3 separate regions of the Homo sapiens genome follow, and regions 2 and 3 are each linked to region 1. The links are chromatin loops, found by intact Hi-C in ENCODE. Cell type or tissue: mammary epithelial cell. All regions are shown on one strand. Region 1 holds the start of LOC105373887 (a long non-coding RNA gene). Region 2 overlaps LOC105373891 (a long non-coding RNA gene). Region 3 has its middle 780 kb from the start of MIR4268.

Region 1 (8,000 bases):
ACTATAAAATAATAGGTTCTAAATTCTATTTCCTTCAATTCTGTCAAAACGTTACTCCATTTTTTTTTTGCATCCAATATCGTTGATGCCAATCTGATTCTCGTTCTTTTGTATGTGGTCTCCTCTTTTTATGACAGCTTTTAGAACTTTTTTTTGTTTTATAAAAATCTTAAGTTTTATTATAGTATACCTAGGTATGAGTTTTTCCTTTATTTCTCTCTCATGTGTGTGTGTGTTTGTGTGTATTCTGCTCTCACTTTCTCTCTCTATAGATGTGGCAGAATAATTGATCTTTGTTATGTCCTCAAATCTTCTTCCCCTCTATTTTTTTTCTTTTTTAAATAGAACTCCTACTGTCTGGATGTTAGTACCTCTGCATCTGTTCTCCTTATCTCTTAGCTTTTCTTTTTATTAGTATATTGTCTATTTCCTTGTCCTTTTCATCTACCTTCTGATATATGTTTTTTCAATCTGATATACCAAATCACTAATTTGTTCTTCAGTAGCATCAATTCTGCTCTTTATTTGTATTTTTATATTTTTATTACTAGTATTTCTGCTTGATTCTCTTTATATATTTTTTTGCTTCTTATTAATTTTCCTTCTATCTTTTAATATATTTACCAGGATGATTAAAAATACTTGATCCATCTGTCCTAATATTTCTGCTTCTGTTGGAATTTGTCATCCAGGAGGCCCTCTTCCTTTAGAGATGTCTGTGCTCCTCAAATGTCCTGTTATTTTGTTTTGTGTGCTCATTTTTTCCCTAGGGCACTGACTCCACAGGCAGTACAAGTTGAGAAAGGCAGGTCCAGGCGTGTTAGCTCCAGTGAACTCAGGGGATGGGGCTAGATGAGCCCCAGGGTGGAGAGCTCTGAAAATTATATTCCGTTGCTCCTTATCTCACAAAATAAGCTTTTAGCTCAGGCCTTCATCTTTTGTCCCTCAGAGAGAAGCAGATTTGCAGGAGACAGTCAGAATTCAGTGGTTTTAAATCTTGGCTGCACATTCAAATGACCTGGGAAGCCTCTACAAATCTGGATGCCTGGGTCATGCTCCAGAGCAATTTCAATGGAATCTCTAGAGGTGGAATCCAAGTACTTTCAAGCTCCCCACATGATTTGTATCTTCAGCCAAGTTTGAGGCCCACCATCAAGACCAGATTGTCACTTTCCAGCCCTGGGAGTTTGAAGGGGAAGAGACATAGAAATAACTTCCAGATTATTTCTTCTGAGGATCCTCAGTTTCTTCTGAGGATATCTGAGCTTGGCAGGTGAGGTGCAGGCACTGTTTGCCCCAAGGAGATATGGGGTTGGTGAGAGCAGAATTCCACCAGTTTTTCTATTTTCTCTTCCCACAACCCTGCTGGGCTGCTTCCTGCCTTGGGACAAAGCCACCACTTCACAACCTCATTTGAAATAACATCCCCAGTCAACTCAAGAGCTTCTCACAGTGTTCTCTTCTTTACTTTTCTGGCTCCTGTGGGGTTAATAGGGGTGAGAGGTGGGATGGACATCCAGCAGCCTCGCTAGTTCAGCATCTTGGCCTGAACTGGAGCTACTTAGGGTATGATGAAGGGACCGGAAGCATCAGCATCTCTTAACAGCTTGCTAGAGATGCAGAATCCCAGGCCCCACCCTGAGCCTACAGAGGCAAAATCTGCATTGAATAAGATTGCCAAGAGATTCCCGAGCACATGAAAGTTTGATAAGCACTTCTTTACATAGCATAGATGCTGAACAAATATATTTAAATTGAATCAAGCACCTTTTTGACCACTACCTCAGAGTTTGCTCGGTCATGTTGTTCCTATAAAATGTTGATTTTAGTTCTTTGATTTGAGCTATTTCTGCCCTAGGCCAGAATTCAACAATGCTGGATTTTCCCACTATGCAGATGGATTTTAAAAACACAATTCTTTAAGAAAAACAATGCTCCCGTAGCACCATCTACCTCTCAGTGGTAGCACTCATCACTATTGTAATTTTATATTTAAAATTGTGGATGGTTGATTGATGTCTGGCATGATATTATAAGCTCCAGAAGGACCAGAAGGAAATCTGACTTTATTAGAGTTGTCTCCCTAATGCCCGGCGCAGTGCATGGCATACAGCAGGTGCTTAATATTAATCAAATGAGAGAAATGACTTAGGCCTTTGTAGTGACTTACTTAACTGATGGTTGTCTATCGAATGCTAATATGAATGATTACACCTGTAAGGTCACCTTTTTCTAAGAAATACATATGGTTTCAGGAATATGTTTCTTCCATCTTTACTGTTTCTTGTCATTAATATTAGATACAATTACTTGAATTTTTAGGGTCTTATGTTAATTTTTTAAAAACTCGATGCATACTGGCATTTAAATAAATATGAACATTTAGAATTGATTAATTTCTTAATTCATTGTCTACTTTTTTAATAAAACAAAAGGAAGCAAAAACATTGCCTTCAAGGAAGAATACATCTCCTTGATATTCTGAGGAAAGAATGAATACGTTTATGATATTAGAGGAAAAAGCAAGGGAGTGAAGAGGTCATGGCAAGTGCTGGGAATGAGTCCTGTTTGACCTGTTTTCACTCCTATTCTTTTCTCCTCCCCACCCACCCCAGTTTAGGCCCAGGCAGGAACCCAACCAATAAACGTTAAATCTACTCTTTCCCCTTTCTCTGTCCTCTCTGCCCAATTTCCAAAAAGGTGTTGACGATGAAATAGTCTGTTGTGTCATCAGGCTGAGGGAAGTGGGAAGGAAGCGTGCACTAGCTTAAGCAAAGCATCTGACAAAGATACAATTCTTTTATTATGTAGGACATATAAACAGGTATTTAAAGAAACACTCTATTTAAGTTGATTTATTAAATTTTTTTGGTAAAGATAGAGCATGGGTTCCATTACAGTGGATACTGATGTCTTTTATAGTCATGACTCCCAAAGGACATACGGTTTCCCAAAAGTGTAATCCAGCTTCTATAACTCTGAATGATATTCCAAGTCTGCTTTCCTGTGTGTCCCCTCTTCACTCCCTCCCTTGATGAGCCTAATTACACACACAGAAGAATTACATGTGCACCAGCATCACACAATTAAAAAGCTAGATTTAAAAGGATCTTGCCCAGCTTTTCTATGGAAAACTTGAAATTAGGTATTTTGCTTTAAACTTGGCAAAGCTAAAGACCAAAGTGATGTCTAGAATCAGGGAAAGTCTGACTAATAACTGAATGCTGTTGGAGGGCCAGTGGCACAACACATGTTTTTTGCTCGTCAAAAGGCGATGAAAGACACGCAAAGGAGTGAAATCAAGCAATGTAATGAGAACGACAAAGAAGTGATTTTGTTCTGAGCATTGCTGAGTTTTAAAGCGATGTAATGTATTTCCCATTCTTCATAAAACATTCAATTGTAAAATGTAGAGATTGTTTGAAAGTGTTTTTAATATTTTAATTCCTAAAATGTGGATTTATCCAACGAATACTTGTAGACCTTAATGAGACATTTGGGGGCTGGACTTTCATTTATTCTAAGTAGTTCTCATATTTAAAAAGCAGTTGCAGATTCTTCATTTCATTAGTGAAATATCAAAAAAGAAAAAGGAAAATAAAGCAAATTATTCAGTTCCAAATGAAAGCATTTCTTCATTTTTTTCTAGAGAATGATTATTAAACACTATAAAACCTAGTCGAATCTCATTTCTACACATCATTAAAGAGTTCATGTGCCAAACAAACAATGACCTTTTGTTGATGAGATTGTAGAAATTATTAGTGGGGAAAAATGATCATTTGTTCCTGGAGGACATTGTTACATTTCTACCTCCTCCCACTTTATTCACTTTTTTCTTCACAGAGTTGGAGAAAATAATGAGATACAAACTCATTTCCCCAGCAGAGGTCACCCTTTCTCCTTTATCGTTCCCAATAAATGCCTTCTTAGTTGTGGTTCCTTAGTCCAAGGAAATGCAGGAGTTTTCAGCTTGAAGCACAGCCAGAGGGCTGGTGGAAACATATGCATCATTCACACCCTCTGTGTCTTCTTACGTATGCACTGTTTAAACGTATTACCCTACCTGGACTCTTAAATGGATAACTCACATACATATAATAAGAACCACTAGGTTATGTATTGATAATCCTATCTTTTAGTTAATCCACTTCATCAAGCATTAGTTTAATGCTTGCCAGTGCTGGCTCAAATTCTACCCAATTCTCTGCCCCATGGGCCAAAAAATAGGTTTTCATAACACCCTGGAAGTGACTGGCATAAGCCTTTAGAGAGAATCCCCTGGTGAATTTCTGCAGGGGAGAAAGACAAAAATGTATGGAACATTGGCCAAGTGGAGAGCTCAGGGCTGGGTACTGAAGGGTAAGCTAGGGAGGTATAAGCCCCAGTCTCAGCTTTTGCATTTGGTTTGGTTTTGGAAACAAAAATGTATGTTTGTATTTTATTTGAGACACACTGGATCACAGAATGAAGTTCTAAATGAATTATACGTGAGTGTGCAGAGTATAGGTCAGTCAAGAGGTGTCATCTACAGAAGGTCAGGGGTAGATGGGTGATGGAATTGCTCGGGTCCTGTTGCTATCTGCTGGGGAAAAGCATTCAGCACGTGTCTGGCCAAATCCAAACATGGATTTTGGAAACTCCTTTTCTCTTCCTCACTTTATGGAGGAAACCATTGGCATTTTCTTGGGGTCCCTGGGGAAGTGGGGCTCATTGGTTTTACAATGGTTAGTGAAGATCTTTTCTAAATAAAATTCCCTTCCTTCCCTTTGTTTTCTTTATTCTGTAAACTAAAGTTCTTGTGGACATGTTGGAAGTTTAAGACTGCGGTGGATTTGGGGTATTCTCTGTGGCTGCTGCTCTTCCCTTGGACTGCAGATGGCACAATCACAGTGTGCAGGGGATAAGGTAGTGCATCCCAAAGAACAGAAATGTGCTTCTCCCTTCCAGGAAGTGGGACAGCTGGATGACCATGACATTGGACCTCCAGTAGTGCTCGTGAAGCGATGCATCTTGGAAAGGAGGATCTGCCTGCGTTCCTGACATCACCCTTGGGATTTCTCCTCTGCTCTCCAGGCCTCTGGCTCTCCCTGCTGGTTCTGTGCTGGGTCACCTGCCACTGCTCAGCCTGCATGCCCTGCAGAAGTTGGCTGGAGCCAGCTGGTGGTGACTTGCCAGAGACTCTGGTTAAATAGGAATTTTGCAAGCTGGTTGTTAAACCATTGGTAGCTTGAAATCAGCCTTGGTGGGAGTATTTATAACCCAGAAATTGGCAAATACTACAAATCAAGTCTTGCCTCCAGCAGCTTACCAGTAGTCCACAGCTTACCTGCTCCTCTTAGTACCAATGAAAACACCTACATCACCTCGTTTTAATAGCGACAAACTTGAGAATTTTTGATACAAATATTTACTAGGAAAAAAAGAAAAGAAATAGCTTCACTTCTCCTCCTTCAAAAGCTTTGGAACAGAAGTCCTTTATCAAGTACAGATTTCTACTCTTAATGTTAACCAGAGGTTTGTTCAAAACAGGCAAGTTGTCCCAGCTTTTGGGGGCAGTTCAATTCCTTTCCCTAAGCCCATGCTTAGCTGAGATATTTACCCCCAAATTTCCTTTTAAAATTCCCTCATTTTCCCCATCCCAGCACCTCCAGCTTCCTGAAGGCAGCTGTCTCCTGACACCATCCCTAGTGTAAGGCATCAGTCTCTTCTTTGGTTCTTTTTGACTCGAGAAGCCATTCCAGGCCAGGTGCGGTGGTTCACACCTGTAATCCCAGCACTTTGGGAGGCCGAGGCAGGCCGATCACTTGAGCCCAGGAGTTCGAGACCAACCTGGCCAACATGGTGAAACCCCATCTCTACTAAAAATAGAAAAATTACTTGGGTGTAGTGGTGTATGCTTTTAATCCCAGCTACTGGGCAGGTTGAGACATGAGAATCACTTGAACCCAGGAGGTGGGTGTTGCAGTAAGCCGAGATTGCGCCACTGCACTCCAGCCTAGACAAAAGAGTGAGACTGTCTACAAAGAAAAAAAAAAAATCCCTTCCTGGTGTACAGGGGCACACTGCCTGCCCCTGTTGGGTTTGTTTGTGAGGGACAATGGCTGTTTCCCATTTCTCTACAGCATCATCCTCTTATTTCTTGACAGGTCGAATCTGGACCCCTTAGCCGAGCGTGGTGGTGGGTGCCTGTAATCCCAGCTATCTGGGAGGAGGCTGAGGCAAGAAACTCACTTGAACCTGGGAGGCAGAGGTTGCAGTGAGCCAAGATGGCACCACTGCACTCCAGCCTGGGTGATAGAGTGAGACTCCAAGAAAAAAAAAAAAGGATGGCTGAGTAGGCCTGGAGGTGGTATGTTCAAAAAAAGGACATGGATTCTGGAACCAATGGGTCAGAGTGTTGTGAGGAGATTGCCGGACTCCTGACGGGGATGCTGCCGTGTTTTCTGCCGGTAAACCCAGTGCCTTACATTAATGACTTTATTTAACTTTAATTACCTTCCTAAAGGCCCAGTATCCAAATGCTGCCCCTCTGGAGATTACAGCTTCAACACATGAATGGTGTGTGTGTGTGGGGGGGGTGCGGTTACACATTTCAGCCCATCACAAATGGGACAGATTCTGTTTAAAAAATATTTACAAAAAAAGAAATCTCCCAATCTCCTCTAATTCTCTCTTTCAGTTTCAACAACTCTCCTTTAGGAAAGTCTTCCACGTGGTCTAAATTCTGCTCCATGCATGGTGACTCCAGTTTTTCTTCTGGCTTCAGTGAGGAAGGCGGAGAGCTAATTCCAGTTCTGCATATCTGTGGTTTCCTTCTGTGTAGCTACACGTATCCCTCTAAGTCTCCCCACTCAAAATTAATTTTTATTCATTCAAGTTTATAAACATGTGCAGTAATTTAAGGAGAGTTTCATGTAGCCAAATCAAACAAAATGTGATGGGGCTTTACAACTTTAAAAAGTGAGAACTTTTATTCCTAAATACACTCGTAAGACAATGGGTATGCAAATCACCATTACGTTACCCCTTATCCTTTTCTTCTTTTCCAACCAATTCCTCTTCCAATTCCTATTTCTTTCCCTAGTTGTGGGAGGGCATAAAATAAATCAGGGTGGAAGTCAGATAGCATGACTATTTGTTTTCTCCCTCTTCCTATCTAGTTTTTTTTTTTTTTTCTCCATAAATTTAGGTTTCTGCCTTTCTCTTGGTGGGAGAGTTCTTGTGTTTGCCAGAGGTCTTTGCTCTGGACTCAGGCTGCTGGGGAGTAGTGAGGGGAGCTGGTACATGTTAGTGAAAGGGTGGCATTGGAAAAAGAAGTCCAAGGCTGAGTACATGTGACTCTTCTGTGTATATTTGCATTTAACAGGAAACTTCTGGAAGTAAGATGCCTGAATGCAAAGAATCGAAGTGCCTGTGATGAGGATTTTAGGCAGGTCTGTGAGCGAGATAGTTGGAGGGTGTGCGGGGACTCCCTTTCAACCACACCATCTAGACAAGCATCTGCCTCTTTGCCATCCATCTCAGAGTGGCCCAGAGAGCTGGGGGCCAGGGAGGAGGCAGGGCTGGGACTCAGCCGTGGAGAAGTGTTGGGGCCGTGACTGTGTTCATGACACACACGTCCCCTCATCTCCGTGTGGTTATATCTGGACTGGGGGTTACTCTGCCCACATGAAGCCTCAGGTGCACAGGCTTGAAAGGAACTGGGCCTGGGCCATGCCAGGGGCGGGGCTGGCAGTTGGCAACCCTGGGCAGTAGCCACCCTTCCCCCAGCGGAATCCTGAATCTCAGGACTTCAGAGGTGGGAGGCACCTTACAAGTGCAGCGAGTGCAAGTCTTTCGTTTCGCAGAGGAAGTCACTGAGGCCCTGGGGGCTCCACCCTCTTTCTGGGCTTGTCAGAGGCATTTAAGAAATACACGTTGACTTGACATGACCCATGTGAAACGGGCGTAACGAGACTCCCTGCATGGCTGCTGGATTAGGCTGCCAGCAGCTGGGA
Region 2 (8,000 bases), 260 kb after region 1:
CATGGCCAAGTCCTGCGTCTACAAGTTCAATTTCCTACAGAGTAGGAAATGCATTCCTACTATGGAGGGAGATGGGAATGAATATTTACTGAACCATAATCTAATTACTACTCCCATTGGAAACAGATGTTTTGGAGACTTAATGAGATAATGATGAGGGGCATTTAGCATGGAGCCCTAGATATAGTAAGCTCTCATTAAATATAACTTTTTTTTTCTGCTGCTGCTGCTGCTGTTCCTGCTATATCTATTCCTGTGACACTCCCTTCCTTAGCCTAAGAGATGAAGTTCTGGAGAAGAATGCATGGGAGCAGGCTGTGTACCATTCAAGGCCTTGCTGGCTTGGAGAATCAAAGCTCCCTCCTTTTACCCCAACATGTAATGTTCTTCCCTTTGACCTCAAATGGGTCCATGGAAGCTTCTGAAAACTTCAGGTCCTTGTACATCCTATTACATTTAAAGCATGTTCATGCCCATTCTTATTTGACTCTCTCAATTACTTGTGAAGTAAACTCAGAAGCCATTGCCACTGTCATTTTATGGAGAAGAGAAGAGGTTGGGTTGATCCCAGGTGACATCTGTCCTTTGGGACTTTCTAGTCTACAGCTCAGATGGCACAAAGTGTCACTCTCATTTCTATTTTTAATTTTAATTTAATTTTTTTTTGAGACAAGGTCTCGCTCTGTCACCCAGGCAGGAGTGCAGTGGCACAATCTTTACTCACTGCAACGTCTGCCTCCCAGGATCAAGTGATCTTCCCACCTCAGCCTCCTGAGTAGCTGGGACTACAGGTGCTTGCCACCACACTGGGGTAATTTTTTGTTTGTTTTTGGTAGAGAAGGGGTTTCTACCAAAAACAAAGGCTGGTCTCAAACTCCTGGGCTCAAGCAATCTGCCTGCCTCAACCTCCCAAAGTGCTGGGATTACAGGCATGAGCCACAGCGCTCAGCCCCAGAGTGTCATTTTCATGACACGGGTATTAGTTGAGGTTGGCAGAAATCAAACATAAGCATTTGAAAATTTAGTGTTCATTTTGTCATTCATTCATTCACTCCTTTAATAAAGCAGGACGTTTTGGAGCTCTCGTTGTGTGGTCCATAAGCATGTTATGGTGGACGATTAGATAAGTGCTATAAGGCATTAGGGGCTCAGCAGACTCTGCCAATTTCAGGCCCATTTGGGGTTCAGATATTGGCAAGGTGTTGGCAGTGAGGGCCAGAGGCAGGAAGACTGAGCCTTCTAATCACTCCTGCCTTGCTCATTGCTGTGTGTCCTTCATCAGCCATATGATGTCTCCTCTCACATCTCCTTAGAGCACCCATTAGGTCCAACTAAACTGCTCTTTTAGGATGCACTGGGGCAGTTCAGGGTCCCAACACAGCCTCCTACTCTAATAGGCACCCTTTGATGATGGAGAAGGCAGGTCTGATGCCTAGAGTTGGGGTCGGCAATCTGGGCTGTTGCACTGACTCTGTGGCTGGCCGGGAGTTTGGGAGGCATCTAAACACATTCCCTTCTCTTTCCTTTTCCATCTTCCTGTCTCTGAGATGGAACTTGTAATGGACTGAATGGAGATGGTCTTGATTACTTAGTTCCTTTTTCTCAAACCATAGCTAAATGTCATAACTATTTAAACTTATGAAACAGACAGGGACCATTTATCCCCATTTTACAGATGAAGAAACAGGCTCAGAGAGAGTAAAAGATTTGTCCACTGTGCTGCTGCAATCCCAGGTGACCTTATATATCCTTCCTAGTCTTCAGATTCCTTAATACTTTTGAATTCACAGACACCTGCTCTGTGTTGTCCTTGCAATGCCCAGGGCTTGCCAACCCTTACCTGTCGGTGGTGTGAGGAAGCCTGAAGTAGGAGCAAACAAGGAAGGAGAATTTCTCCCTCTTCCTCCCAGGGATTCCTGGTCATCTACCACAACTCCTTTGTTCTCTACCACCCCACAACCCTGGATCTTGCAAGGGAAGGAAAGATCCATTCAGGACCGAAGCCCATTGGAGCCATTCATGTTCTGGGTTGACGTGGATTCAACTGGGCATGGCTGCTCTGTGTTGGGTGGGCACCCTTACATCTCTACCAGTCCTGGTCCCTTGACCTTTGATCGTCTCTGGCCTTGGCCTGTTGTGAACCTGAGGTCTCTTGCTTGCTCTGTCAGTCTCCCTCCTACCCTCTTGATGAAGGTCTTGACTTCAGAGGACCTTTCACAAATAACAAAGGTGTCTGGGCTGCCTGGAGTGTCTGTTCTATGCTAACACTCCACTAAGTGCTTTATATCTGCAGTTTGCTCTGAGTGAATTGAATCCCCAGACTCTAGGGTAAAGGTGATATCGTCTTCATTTTACAGACAGGGAAACTATGAAGCTGGGAAAGGCTATTTATTTTTCTCAGGATTATACATCTGGTAAATGAAGCTTACTCCTTCTATAATTTTACTCCTTCTATAATATAATAATATATTACCCCTTCGATAATAGCTGCTGATATGGGCCAGGGGCTTCTTATCCATTATTTGCAATCCTCATAACAACTCTGCTGTCTCATCCTCTTTGTTTACCAAGTGATGGAATTGAGGGACAAAGAGGTTAAATAACTTGCAGTGGGTCACACAGCTAATAAGTTATAGTTATGAAGTTTAAGTGCAGGGCTCTGAGACTCCCAAACTCCTCTTTTATTCCCTTTCTCTTGAGACTTCTTAGACTTCCTCATGATCTCACCGAGCCCTTCTCAAATAACTGTGTGTGTTAGAAGTCTGGTTAAAAGAACATCAAGAACAGAGCTGACAGGCAAAACATGTCTCATTTACAGGGCAGCCTGCGTGTGTGGTGTGCAGAGGGCAATGGTGGGAAGCGAAACCCCGTCCCTGGTCTTGGTAGTTCATGGGCTGATTGTAAGAACGTGAGACCCTCTTACACTTTCTTTTTGAGCATCTCCTGTTGGCACCACCTCCTTTTCTCTTCCTTTTGACTTCTACGATCTTTGGTCTGTGTTGTCACCTCCTTTTGACTTCTGGAATCTTTCATCAGTGTTGTCACTCCACGCACTGGCCCACGCCTCTGTCTGGGCCTGTACCCAAGCCCCCTCAAATCATTTGAGTGTCTGCCTTAGTAAGGGAAGCCATGAGGCACCAAAGGTACCAGGAAGTGAACCAGGGTCTTGTCTGGACCCCAGCCCAAGCCCAGACTATGCAGCCAGAAGGAGATCACTGGAAAATGGTATTAGCTCGTTGCAACCTTTAGCACCATTGCTGTGGCTTCTTTCCTGCCTTGGAAAAAACTGCCTACTTTCAGTTTTGGATGAAAGTCATCCTACTTTCAGTTTGATGACTCCCCAACTCCCTCCCACAAACCCAGATGCTTTGGGCCAAAATCTATTAGGGCAAAACACACCCTGCTCACTCCAGGCTGTGAGAATGGCTAGACTTTGTGCATCTTCTGATCTGATTACATTTCCAGTCCCAACCACCTTCATTTTTCACCTCCTAATTGATTTCCCTGCTTCCACCCCTCCAATTTATTCTTTGCTCAGCAGCCATCCCAATCCTCCTAAATTGTGAGTCTGCTCATGTCACTCCTCTAATGGTGTCTCATGTTCTTTAGAGAAAAAGCTGAAGTCCTCACAGTGGCCTACAGTGATCAAGGGAGGGGCTGGCATTTTTTTTTTGGCAAAGGGGCAGATGGTAAATACTTTTGGCTTTGTGGACCATTGGCGTCTGTGGCTACTACTCAGCTCAGCTGCAGCAGGAAAGCAGCCACAACATGTGAACAAATAAGCATGGCTATGTCCCAACAAAACTTTACTTATAAAAGTGGGTGATAGGTTAGATTTGGCCCACAGGCCGTGATTCGCTGACCTCCTCTCTAGGTGATGTGGCCCTGACACCACATGGCCTTATTACCTTCTGCTCTTGCCCTCTGTTTTAGCCCACTGTCCTCTGTAAACATGCCAAGGCTTTGCTTGGCCTTTGCATCAGCTGTTCAATCTCAAACATTTTCTCCCTTTATCTCCGAGCGGCTCATTTTCTTACTTCTTCAGGTTTCTGCTTAAGTATCATTAGCAGAGAGCCCACCCTGACCACCTTATCAGAAATAGCAACCTTCTCATTTTCTTAGCACCCCATCCCCTTTACTCTGCTTTAGTTTGCTCGATAGCCATTGCTACCACCTGACATCTTTATTTATTTGAATGAATAAATGGTTCCTTCGGCAAATATTACCGAGTGCCTCCTTAATGCCAGCCAACTCTCTAGGTGCTGGAATCCCGTAAAGAACAAAACAAAGGCCTTGCTATCATTGGACTTTAAGTCCAAAGGGGAAGACAGACAACAAAAGTAGTAAAAATAAATATAAACATTGGTAGAGATAAGTGCTATGGAGAAAATTAGGCTGGGTGGGAGATGGGTTGTGGTGGAGGCTCATGTCTCTGTTTCTCTGGTAGTAGTTGTCTTCTGCCTGGCCTCATTGCTAAGATTTCACGGGTTACAGCAACAGTGACGTTAGCTCCCATTGCTCAGCTTAGAAGTTGGTGACGCAGAGCTGGAGCGTCTGACAAAATCCCAGAGCCAATAGGGGGCGCCACAGACTGGGGAGAACTGGCTGTGCAAAAAGGTGTGATCAAGGCAGGGGCAGCCAAGCTTCTGAACACGGTGGAAGGGGAGATGAAGGCTGGCAGCACAGGGGCAGGGAAGTTGGAAGTTGTGGGAGGTAACCGGATCTGAGCACAACTGCCTCCACTACCTGTGTTTTTCATGGAGTGCTGCCTAAATTACAAGGCGTTACCGAAGAATGCGCTTCTAAGTTGGATGCTTCATAAATCAGCCAGGCATGCATTATTATGCTGCAACAGAGCCCTTGTTGTGTCTTAATGCTCAATGATACAGCACAGAATCTGGGTTGGGCTTTCTATCATCTTGGACGTGTGGCAGGAACTCGCGCAGCTCTAATTGCTCTACGTGGGAATGGATTCATTGGTGCTTTGGCAGAATGACTCACTCTGATCAGCGTTTAGATTGAAGGGACTCTACCTGGAATCACAGGCTCAGAGAAATCTAGAGACCTTAGAGAGTTGATCCTAGTCTAATCTGCTCATGCTACAGATGGGAAAAATGAGGCTCACAGAGAGGAAGTTACTTGCCCAAGGTCATAAGTGGCACTTAGGGACACAAGTCAGGCTACTGATTCTGAGTTAAATACTTGGGTCACCATCCCAGATTCTCAGGAGAGCCGCCGTGCCCCTTCCTAGGCCTGCAGCAGGTGCCTCGGATGGTGACATTCTCTTGCCATCTGACTCAAGCTGCAGACCAACTGGAAGAAGCTGTGCCTCATTTACTTGAACACAAATGGACAACCAATTAAAAAAAAAAAACAGACTTTCACATTTTATGGATCCTTAGGGACTTAGTGAACTCATGCTCCCAGATTAAAGGAAAGAGGAAAACCATACCCTTCTTGCTGAACTATGCTGCCTGCTGGTTCCCCAGCGCACCCTGGTGTTCTCCGGAATGGAGACAGCCTTTAGGACAGCTGGAGAGCATTATCACTTGAAGGCTTGCATTCTGGCTTTTATATATGATTTACATACATCTGCATACTGTATGCTCTGGGCATTGTTTTCTGTGTCATGCCATCTTCACAGTCTCCCTTCTCCAAGCTCACTTGGCAGTTTGGCTTCCTCAGCTCTGCTGGGTGAGGTGAACGCTTGGTTGGAGTTTGATCTGGAGAAGCATCTAGAAGTTTCACCTCAGCGGGAGAGACTCTGGGACAGAGAGTGGCTGCTGAAGTCAGTGATGTGTCAGAGTCAAGTGGCCATCAGTTTCCTTAAGGTTCTACAGTAAGATCTGTTTATCACACTCCTTATCTGTCTCTGTCCTGAGCTAACTGTGTTTCTAAGTGCCAGGGGTCGCCCATGGGTTCAGAGTGACTGTCTATGTGTCAGGTAAAGTAGAAACTTTAGGATGCCATGGAAGAGACAGCCAACTTTTGGGCACCGTAGATAAGAAATGCGAATTAAAGCCGCAGTGAGATTCTACTACCCTAGTGGGTTAAAAAGACTGATAATACTAAGAGTTGACAAGGCTGTGGGTCAAGTAGAACTCTTATACATAGGAGGTAGGAGTGTATATTGGTACAATTACTTTAGAAAATTACTTGACAGCACCACCTAGAGGTAAATATTTGTCTCCCCTGTGACCCAGTCATTCTACTCCGAAAGCTTTCACCAAGGAAAGGGGGCACACATGTCCATCAAAATACATGTACAAAAATGTACACAGCAGTTTCATTAGTGATAGTAAGACATTGGGATCTACCCAAGTGGATAAGTAAATTGGATATAATCATACAGTGGAATAGTGCCTGACAACACAAAAGAATGAACTACTTGTATACTACTTATACATACAACAACATAGATGAATCTCACAGATGTAATATGCAGCAAAAGAAAATAGATACAAAAGAATCTATCCTATAGCATTCTATTCATGTGACATCTGAGAGCAGGCAAAGCTAGTTTATGGTGATAGAAGCAGAACTGTGGTTACCTCTGGTAAGGGAGTAGACTAGGAAGGGGTAAGGAGAAGCCTTCTGGGGTTGATGGAAATGTTACATCAATAGTAAAAATTCACTCATTCACTTAAGTAAGATTTATGCACTGTATAGTGTGTCTGTTATAACTCAATAAAACTGAAGGAGGAAGAAAAGGGGACCTGAGTGAGAAAGACTCAGGGTCATTCTGGTAATATGTTCTATGTCTTTGACTTCCGGGACTTGGCCTCTATTTCCAGACTCCTGACACCAGCTTGCTTGATGGACTATGCTCTTTAGCATCGCCCAATATCAGCTCTGCTATTTGCCTACAGCTTGATGTTCAAACGCATTCTAAGATTGACACTAACTTCTGATACTTGTACAGTGTATGCTCAACTTCAGGTTTGCCCGACTTCAAGGTGAGCTGATACTATCAGAGCTTGCCTGCACCAAAGTAGCTTTTCTGGGGCCTGCCTTCCGCACTCTCCGGCCCCCTTAATCCAACACTTGGTACTCATGATGAGATAGGCCCCAGAACTCCTCATACCATATTTCCATCAGCTGCCCACAGCTGCCACAAATTCCTGGGGGCACCTACAGTTGATCACTTCAGGTCAATGTACAATTGCTAGTTGTACAATAAACCCTGGAGGTCTTAGTGAGGTGGATTGCTTAGAAAAGTCTGGACTCCTTTGGGCCATGCTAGAGGCTGACTTAAGGGCTAGAATAAAAAGACCTTCTTGCATCCTTTCCTCTAGGCCAGGGATGGCAAATACTTCACATATGGGCTAATATGTCTTCCCCAGCTCCTTCCTACCCCACAGCAGACATTAATAATCGACCACAGCAAAAATCCTGGATAGAAAAGCATTCCAAAGAATGTACAAGAAAGCAACTATGTATCTAAGCCTCTGGAGAAGAGTTGTTTTCGCAAGACCTAGCTAGGCAGCACCTCCCAAACACAAGGACAGCTGCAAAGAGGAGAAGGGAGATGAAAGTTCTAGGTCTGGTTTCTTAGAAGTAGATGCTGAAGAGAGGATTTGCCGCAAAAGACTTATTAAGGAAGTGCTCCCAGGTTAGGGAAAGGGATGTAGGTGAGCAAGTGCAATCTCAGGCCAAAGGTCCCAGAAGTGACTTTATTCTGATGGGTAGAGGCACTGTGGGGTGTAAGTTGCACTCCGAGTTGTCCAAGGGAACTGGGCCTGTGTACCTCCACACCACTGGTCAAGGGCCTCCTGGAGAGAAGCAAATTCCCAAGAACTCCTGGCTGTCTGTGTGTGGGAAGTGCTCCAGTGTCCTGAGGGCAGTCCTCCCAAGAGGAGCCTTGATGTGAATGTGGGAGGCAAAGGTGCACACACACTGGGGCACACAGAAACAGCAAAACACTCTCCATGACTAATAAGGCAATTCAAAAAGATAAGGCCAGTGAGAAAGATGCGGGGCCTGGCCTCTTGGTCGTTAAT
Region 3 (8,000 bases), 950 kb after region 1:
GGGATAACAGCAGTCAAGCATTGTACCAGCGTATGACTAATAACTCCAGGCAATAAGCTGCCTTAGATATAGATCTGTGTTTTGTAATGAAAATGTAATCATAAAACTTAGACTGGAGTTTCTATCCTGCTAAGCCAAGTTACCATCAACAAACATGTTAATACCTGACAGCACATTTCAGCACCTTAGTGTCAGAAAATCAGGGCATGCCAATTTTATTCAGAGCTCAATGAATTCCACCTACTTAGGCATCTCCCAGCTTGTGGGTTAAATGTAATTTTAAAATTCTGATTGCTCGATAATTGATAGTCATATTTTAGGAATTGTATTGTGTTTCTTTCTTTCTTTTTTTTTTTTTGAGATGGAGTCTCACTTTTGTTGCTCAGACTGGAGTGTAGTGGCGCGATCTTGGCTCACTGCAACCTCCGCCTCCCAGGTTCAAGAGATTCTCCTGTCTCAGCCTCCAGAGTAGCTGGGATTACAGGCATGCGCCACCACACCCTGCTAATTTTTGTACTTTTTTAGTAGAGACAGGGTTTTGCCAAGTTGGCCAGGCTGGTCTCAAACTCCTGACCTCAGGTGATCCACCCGCCTTGGCCTCCCAAAGTGCTGGGATTACAGGTACGAGCCACCGTGCCTGGCTGGAATTGTGTTTCTTATTCAAGAGGCAAGTAATAATTTATAGTAAAGGGTTTTTTTTTTTTTAAGTAAAATGTGTCTAATGTTTCACAGTTTTAAATACCCTGTGGCTTATTTAACAAGGATATTTTATAACAGAATTATTCTATTCCTCTTTTTCCTTCTCTCATGTCCTGTGTTGTACCTTATCCCATGTGTCAAGACAAATGTTTCCTATTAACAAGACTGCGTTATACGTTTTAGGACTTATTTTTAGTCATTCATTCCCCAAACATTTATTAAGTTTCTTTTCTAGGGCAAACAACACTGTTAGGTGCTAAAGCTACAAAAATGAATAAAACAAGAGTCCCTTCTCACTGGGAGCACACAGGATAGACGTTCATGTAAATAGATACCCACAATATATTTTCATAAATAATGTAATCAAGTTAGGGATGAAGACAGTAGAAGTTTGGGAGAAAGAACAACTCAAGTAGACCAAGCAAAGCCTGTAAAGAGGAGGCATTGGTTTTAAATCTAGAGAAGAAGTAGGAATTTCTTAAGGAAAAAAAAAAAAAAAGAAGAAAGTTTATTCTAGGGACAGAGATGGCATGGCCAGGGCCCAGAATGGCTTGTAAAGGGACATTTACCTTTGAGGAATGGTGAGGAGTCGGGTGGACCTGGATTGAAGAAACCAGTTGGGAAAAATGCCCTGGGGAATATGTGGGCAATATTGTTAAGAGCCTTAAATGGGCTTTGCCAAACTAGTTGGACTTTATCCTGACAAAACGAAACAGTACATGGTATTAAAATACTAATTTAGACTTTTAAGATTATTTCCTGTTTTTTCACCTGTCAGTTAAAAAAATAACGTTTTGGTTGGCTTCACTTACTTTGCATATGTTTCCATGGGTTACTTTAACACCAGAATGGCATCTGTGGAAAACAATCTGAGCCCAAGACTAGAGTCTAAACGCACAGGGTTTCTCTGAATGACAATATTCAAGAGACTCACATAAAGCCCTGATCATCAATCCCCAAAAAGATTAATGTCCAGAACAAGTTCGGAAGATCAATTAGGGAACTTCAGAACAAAGCCATGAAGCATGTCTCTACGGCTATGGCGGGTGGAGTAGGTAGACGGCTGCATGTTGATATTTATGGAACGTTAAAATAAATAACTGTGCCCAAATATCTAACATCCATAATTGAATGTATTGAGGTGGGGAAGGCACTGTCCCCTGAAATTGCTATTAAAGCACTAGCATCTTGCCTAGAAGTTACTGTGTGAGCATATTAGCATCAAGCGCCCCAGCCACCTAAAACACACCAGGTATTCAGTGAACTCTCAATTGGAAAGGAAATTTGAATCTGAGGTATCGCCTTCCCCACACTGGCCAAATAATGGCATGGCAGAAAGTCCAAAGGAGGCAGAGAGATGGGATGGAACTAGGGAGAGGTGTGAAAAAGCTTTAGTTTCTTCTGACCCAACTATCACATCCATCATCATTCTGAAGGTTTAAAAGCCTGAGTCACTAAGTCATAGAAACTAAATTGGGGGAAACAGAAGCAAAACAAAGACACTTGTGGCTAAATACATTCAGGTGTCTGTGAGGTACCAGGTGTTAGATTTGAGTTAACTCCTTTTCCAGATCGGAAAGGACCCTCAGGTCTCCCTAGATCTTTGTCATTTGGTCTGACCACCATCAACCTTTCTTTCTGGCATCATCTTGGCTCCACTTGTCCCCTGGAAGGAAAAGATCTTTCTTACATAAACTCAGTATTTTATCTCTCTGAATTCAGACTGACTTCGCAGTTGCTCCCATCCCCAGTGTCCTAGACAATTCTAGGGTTCCTGGTAGGGCCTGACCAGTCCGTGGCAGCTTTTGTGACATGCTGATCATTGTCTGATACATGTCCCTAGCCAGCTTAAAGCTGAATGTCTCTAGCTCCCAGCCATCGACCTCAGTGGTGGTCCCACCTCATGTTGCACTATTCTCTTCCTTGTCAGCCCTCTGTGACAGCTTAAGGTGGAGTGCTCTTCTCCCGCATCAAATCCCCTTGTATCCTTCTTTCCACCTAGTGAATGACTATCTCCATTCTACTTGAATGTAGAAAACGTCAAGGATTGACAATACAGAACTCACTGACTGGCCAAGCATCCAGTCCAGATTACTTCATCCATAATAATTTCCCTGGGATGTGTATATGTGTGAGGGGAGGATGGGGCTAGGGTTGCGTAGCAGAATCCCAGAGTCTCCATTATCACTGTGTATTCACATAAATGAAATATGTGCTACAGTCATCATTATTATAAATTGAAAATAGTTATTGAACACTTACGGTGTGCCAAGCATGTAAAAATGTTTTTCATAATTTTACAATTTTAGCTCTAAATGTCATAATGTACTGCCCTTAGAAAAAAGATGCCAGTTCTCTACATTTGCAGAGCATTAGGCTTGATATGACATTTTTCCAGAGCTCCTTCTGGTTTCCTCAATAGAAATCACCACTCTGCCTCTCTTGACTTAATGCGGGAATATTGCCTGTCTCTCAGACACGTACACACACAGGCACACAGCCATGTGCACACGCACACACACACACACACTCACACACGATTTTCAATTTCCTCCTGCTTTGTGTTTCATCGGGGTTACGGTCACAGCGGCTCCCCTGCGGGCCCCCCACTTTGTTAGCATTCTGATGTTCACTTATCAGTGAGTGAATCAAGAACAACACATCCCCTGGTAAATTGGGAGTTTAAAAGGTGTAGTCACAATACGACAAAAAGTGCACATACGACATTATGAGCCAAAGTGAAGTTTTTGAGCAATGTAAAAAAAATAAAATAAAATAAGCATTTTTCTGCAACATTTCTCACCTAAGAATAGCAAAGTTGGAACATAAAGACAAATTTCTTAAGGCTCCCAGAAAGCCCAGGATTTAAAGAAAGTGAAAGGAAGCATAGATCCCACCTGTGCCTTGACCCATTTTCTGAGATAATAAACCAAAGATCCCCTGCCTCCTCACTCGCCACCCCCCGCCCAGAAAAAAAACTCATGATGTTACACAGAATTCTTTATTATTTCCACAATTTGTCAATACCCTATTTTCAATTTTCCCATGGAGAAGGAATTTCTGCCTGGTTGAAAGGAACATAAAAAAGCTATCTGGATATAATTCTGCTAAATACCCATGATTTCATAATAAAGCACTCAATTTAAATAGCTGTTCTCCAGGGCACTGATTATGGTATTTCCTCCTTAAACTGAACAAATTTCCCTTCCCTTTTCACAGATAAGTGCCAAATCTTAGACATAACAACCTGCTTTTATAAATTCAGAGTATTTCTAGAGTGGCAGGACATCAAATCTGAAATATGTAATATCACCAAACTAATGTTTTGGTTTGTCCTCAGAGCCCAAATCATGTTTTAAATCAACATCAGCAAGCACTTTACTAAAGATCTCTGAAGAGTTAAAAAGATCATATAGTATGGCACATAAAAGTAGCATATTTTCCTGGTATATACCTATTTAACGGTGTTAATTATATAATCATGGATTTAATGCATTTGAGTTTTACTTCCTTTTTTATTGGGAAGCAACTAAAATATTTTTCTTACCTTAAAGATACTCTATTATATAATAGGACTATTAAAGCACCTCAAATATCATAATATGTTTAGATTTATCCACATTTGAGACTTCCAAAAGTCATTATTCTTGAAATATGTATTATTTTGATAGATGTCCATTTTAATTATTTGAAAGATTCAACTTTAGACTCCACCTTAGGGGAGGCCTTTGATCTAGGCTAGTTGATAATTAATGTCCACAAATTCAGTATTCTCTTTGGACTATTTTCTCCCTTTCCATGCTTGTAACTTTTAATACCTGGTGCTTACACCTTACGAAGTTTATTTTAGTGTACATGTCCTTCAGGATGGATTGTTATTAAATTGTAGTAACCAACAACCCCCAAACTGTAGAGAGGCTTCCGACGAGGAAGGTGGATTTCAGTCATGCTGTACTTCCATCTGGAGTCAGCAGGGGGCTCTGTTCTACACTGTTCTCTCTCCGGGGCCCAGCCCGCCCAAGCAGGACAATCTAAAATATTGCAGATCATGGTCATGAAGGGAGGGAACATGGTGAATCATACACCGGCTTTACCCAGAAAGTAGAAATTTTTTTTTGGTTTTTACCCAAAAGCGAGACACAAATCTTTTGCTCACATCCTCATGACCGAAACAAGTAATAATGTGAAGGGGTGCAGCAATGCCATGGTATCACGTGCCTGGATGAAGGGGACCCGGAAACGCTAGTGAAGAGCATTAAGGAGCCATCCCGTTCTGAAATACATAGTACACTGTCCTTTGCACGTGCAAAATATGCTCAGCCTTTTTTTTTCGGGTGAGACAACCCAAAATTGCCATTCGGTCACAGCATGTAGCTCAAAGTGCAGGATCTCTGGGTGACAGGAAGGATGGGAAGTCTTCACAGCAGGGGGTGAGGTGCAATAGTCTGTAAGTCCAGTGCCAGTTATGCTCCCCACATGCTCAGGACCCCAAAATGGAGCAACCAAAGGACTACTGAAATAAAGACTCGCATTCAGACAGAAGAATGGGGGCACACACAGCAGACATAGGACTGGCTGTAGCAACTCTAAATTCTTATTTCTCAAGTATTTTGAGGACTACCTTTACATTTTTATTTTTTGAGACAGGGTTTCACTCCGCCACCCAGGCTGGAGTGCAGTGACACGATCTCTATTCACTGAAACCTTGACTTCCGGTGGTCAAGCTCCCATCTCAGCCTCCCAAGTAGCCGGGACTACAGGCATGCACCACCACACCCAACTAACTTTTGTATTTTTAGTAGAGACAGGTTTTCACCACATTGCCCAGGCTGGTCCTGAACTCCCGAGCTCAAGTGATCTGCCCACCTTGGCCTCCCAAAGTGCTGGGATTACAGGAGGACTACCTTTAATTAGGCACTGTTTTCACTTCCTGGAAGTAACCCCCTTGTCCTTGGATCTCTGTGGCTCCTGGTTCTGCCCTCTGGGAGAGTCCTCCTCTCCATTACTCTCCTTCAAATCCAAAGTGGGTATCCGAAGAATATGCCCACCTGAAAACTGAGCAGTCTTCTTGCCACACTTGCTGCCTGCAGACAATTGGGGGTCCCTGGGTCATTTGGAATTTCAAACAGTCAATCAATTTTAATGTAAGTTGATGATCCTTTTGGTAGTATAACTCCCTCAAAAATTAAGTTGGCTTCCTATATACTTGACAGTGAGCTCTGTCTCAACCACAGTCCTTTTAGAGACAAAATTCTGACATTCTTTGGCTTTCTCATGCTCATACCTTTCGCTTCCTGCTTCATTAAAGCTCTGCTGAGCCCATCAAGCTTTAGTGGAAGAATTACATACTTAGCCTCCTTTTTGTTCAATTGAGTGGATTTAATGGACACCACATCTTTGGTGAGACCTTTGATCTGAGACCCCTTAATTCTTTCAGTGATTTTAACAGTAGGTGTGAAGGCCGTACTCTAAATTTACCTTTGTGAAAAGGCTACATGTTCTTGCCTTTGTTCCTCTAAGATTTTTCAGTTTTATCTTTTGCTGTTAAGGAATGAAACACAGATGCTACTTCAAATTCTAAATGTTCTCTAATTTATGGACTCCCTCTATTTCCTTTCACCTTATTGCAAATTTCTCATTTGTTCTCTGGGCTTATCCCTTTTTCTGTAATATACCTTCTGAAGCAACCACCAGCAACCGATACATACTAGCAGTTTTCAATCTCTTCCCTTAAAGCTACCAATGCATTAGGTACATAATCTGCTGCCCAGACTACTGTGCGGTTTTTGAGACAATTTCACTAAAGGTTTCACTGTGGTATTGTGTTGGTCATCACCTTGTTTGCCTTCAGTGATAGCTTCCGTGTCACCTGTTGCCTGAACACTAAGCCACTGTCATAGAGTTTGGGATTGTGGTCTCATAGTACTCCCCTTCAAGTTTCCATTTTCTGTGTTAATCCAGAATGACTGGGTTAATGCTGAGGCAAGAAGAAATTTCTCAAATCTCAGTGGCTTAAAACAACACAAGTTTATTTTCACTGGTTCTACATGTCCATCTCGCAACCTGAGGAGGCTGTGCTTACATATGTCTCACCTAGAGATCCAGGCTACGGAGCCTCCACTATCTGCCCTGTCCTCAGGAAGAGGGAAGGGTGTGTAGTGAATCAAGGATAGGCTTTTAAGATCTTCTGCCTTGAAGTGGCCATTTTGAATCATTGGCCAAAGAAAGTCACATTGTGGTGCCTAATTTCAAATGGTTGCCGGGAAGTGCGAAGTCCTTCCTAAGCACGCCGTAAATCCTTTAATACTAATTTCCGCTTCATCTCTGAGCATTTGCACATGTTGTTTGCTCTTCCTGGAACATCCTTTCCTTTCTCTCCTCTGCCTTATAAAGTCCTAATTCAAAACACAGTTCACAGGTCCCCTATGTCAGTGGTCACCAAACTTTTTGGCACCAGGGGCCAATTTCATGGAAGACAAATTTTCCCTGGACAAGGGCTGTTGTGTGTGTGGAGTGGGGGTGGGTTTCAGGATGAAACTGCTCCTCCTCAGATCATCAGGCATTAGATTCTTATAAGGAGCGCACAACCTAGATCCCTTGGATGCGAAGGTCACAATAGGGTTTGCACTCCTGTGAGAATCTACTGCCCCCTGCTAATCTGACAGGAGGAGGAGCTCAGATAGTAATGCTTACCTCTGCTATGTGGCCCAGTTACTAACACGCCACAGACCAGTACCAGTCTGCTGTCCAGGGGTTGGGGGTCCCTGCCCTATGTTACAAAACATTTCTCAATATGACATTGAAGAAAAAAACCCTACTCTCTGGTGTTCTTATGGAATGTTGCTCCAGCATTTGCCAAACTGCATCCTAATTATGCATTCATGTGATTTTTCCCACTGGACTTTGGACTCTTGGAGGATATGATTTGATTATTTTTTCAATTCCAAGTACCTACACAGTGCCAGGCACATGGTAGATGCTAAAGGAATTATTATGGAGTGAATTTGGTTTTGAGATATCAATTATAAAATCGAAGGCTGATTCTTTCCTTTAGATTAAGATGTTAATTATACTTTTTGTTATAATAATTTTGAATGAAGGATTTGGTCTTGCAGTTATTTTTATTTGAGATGATCTTCCATTTCTTTCCTTTCATTCCGTCTTCTATTATCACAGTGAAGGCTTTCAAAACAATGCGCTTGGACTACTCTAACAACTTCTTAGCTAATGTGCTTAGTTTTACTCCTTCTCATTCATTCTATGGCTAAGATAATTTCTTCTCATCATGAAAAAGCCATTGT

What was found. Peaks named below come from ENCODE experiments on the same cell type or tissue, not always from the same donor. Only the 100,000 strongest peaks of a DNase experiment are listed, where the experiment ranks them.
Region 2: a loop joins it to region 1, with 26 times the contacts of the local background. A loop is called at or near these places in 18 of 110 quality-filtered maps.
Region 3: a loop joins it to region 1, with 8 times the contacts of the local background. A loop is called at or near these places in 17 of 110 quality-filtered maps.

What each region holds. Positions count from the first base shown.
Region 1 is chr2:219,732,504-219,740,503 of GRCh38, forward strand. LINC02832 (long intergenic non-protein coding RNA 2832) reads left to right here. Exons shown (of 2, transcript NR_185880.1): 2 at 4,951-5,425. LOC105373887 (a long non-coding RNA gene) reads left to right here and starts at 6,296. Exons shown (of 3, transcript XR_923923.2): 1 at 6,296-6,452. In mammary epithelial cell, CTCF peaks have their summits at 3,904 (motif pointing right) and 4,877 (motif pointing right); DNase peaks (open chromatin) are centred at 798 and 3,938.
Region 2 is chr2:219,992,851-220,000,850 of GRCh38, forward strand. All of the region lies in intron 1 of LOC105373891 (a long non-coding RNA gene), which reads left to right. Among named protein-coding and RNA genes, the nearest start is that of MIR4268, 90 kb to the left of the region's middle. In mammary epithelial cell, CTCF peaks have their summits at 4,584 (motif pointing right), 5,493 and 6,207 (motif pointing left); no DNase peak of the experiment used is centred here.
Region 3 is chr2:220,682,750-220,690,749 of GRCh38, forward strand. No RefSeq gene overlaps it. Among named protein-coding and RNA genes, the nearest start is that of MIR4268, 780 kb to the left of the region's middle. RefSeq lists an enhancer at 4,520-4,814. In mammary epithelial cell, a CTCF peak has its summit at 4,670; DNase peaks (open chromatin) are centred at 102 and 4,712.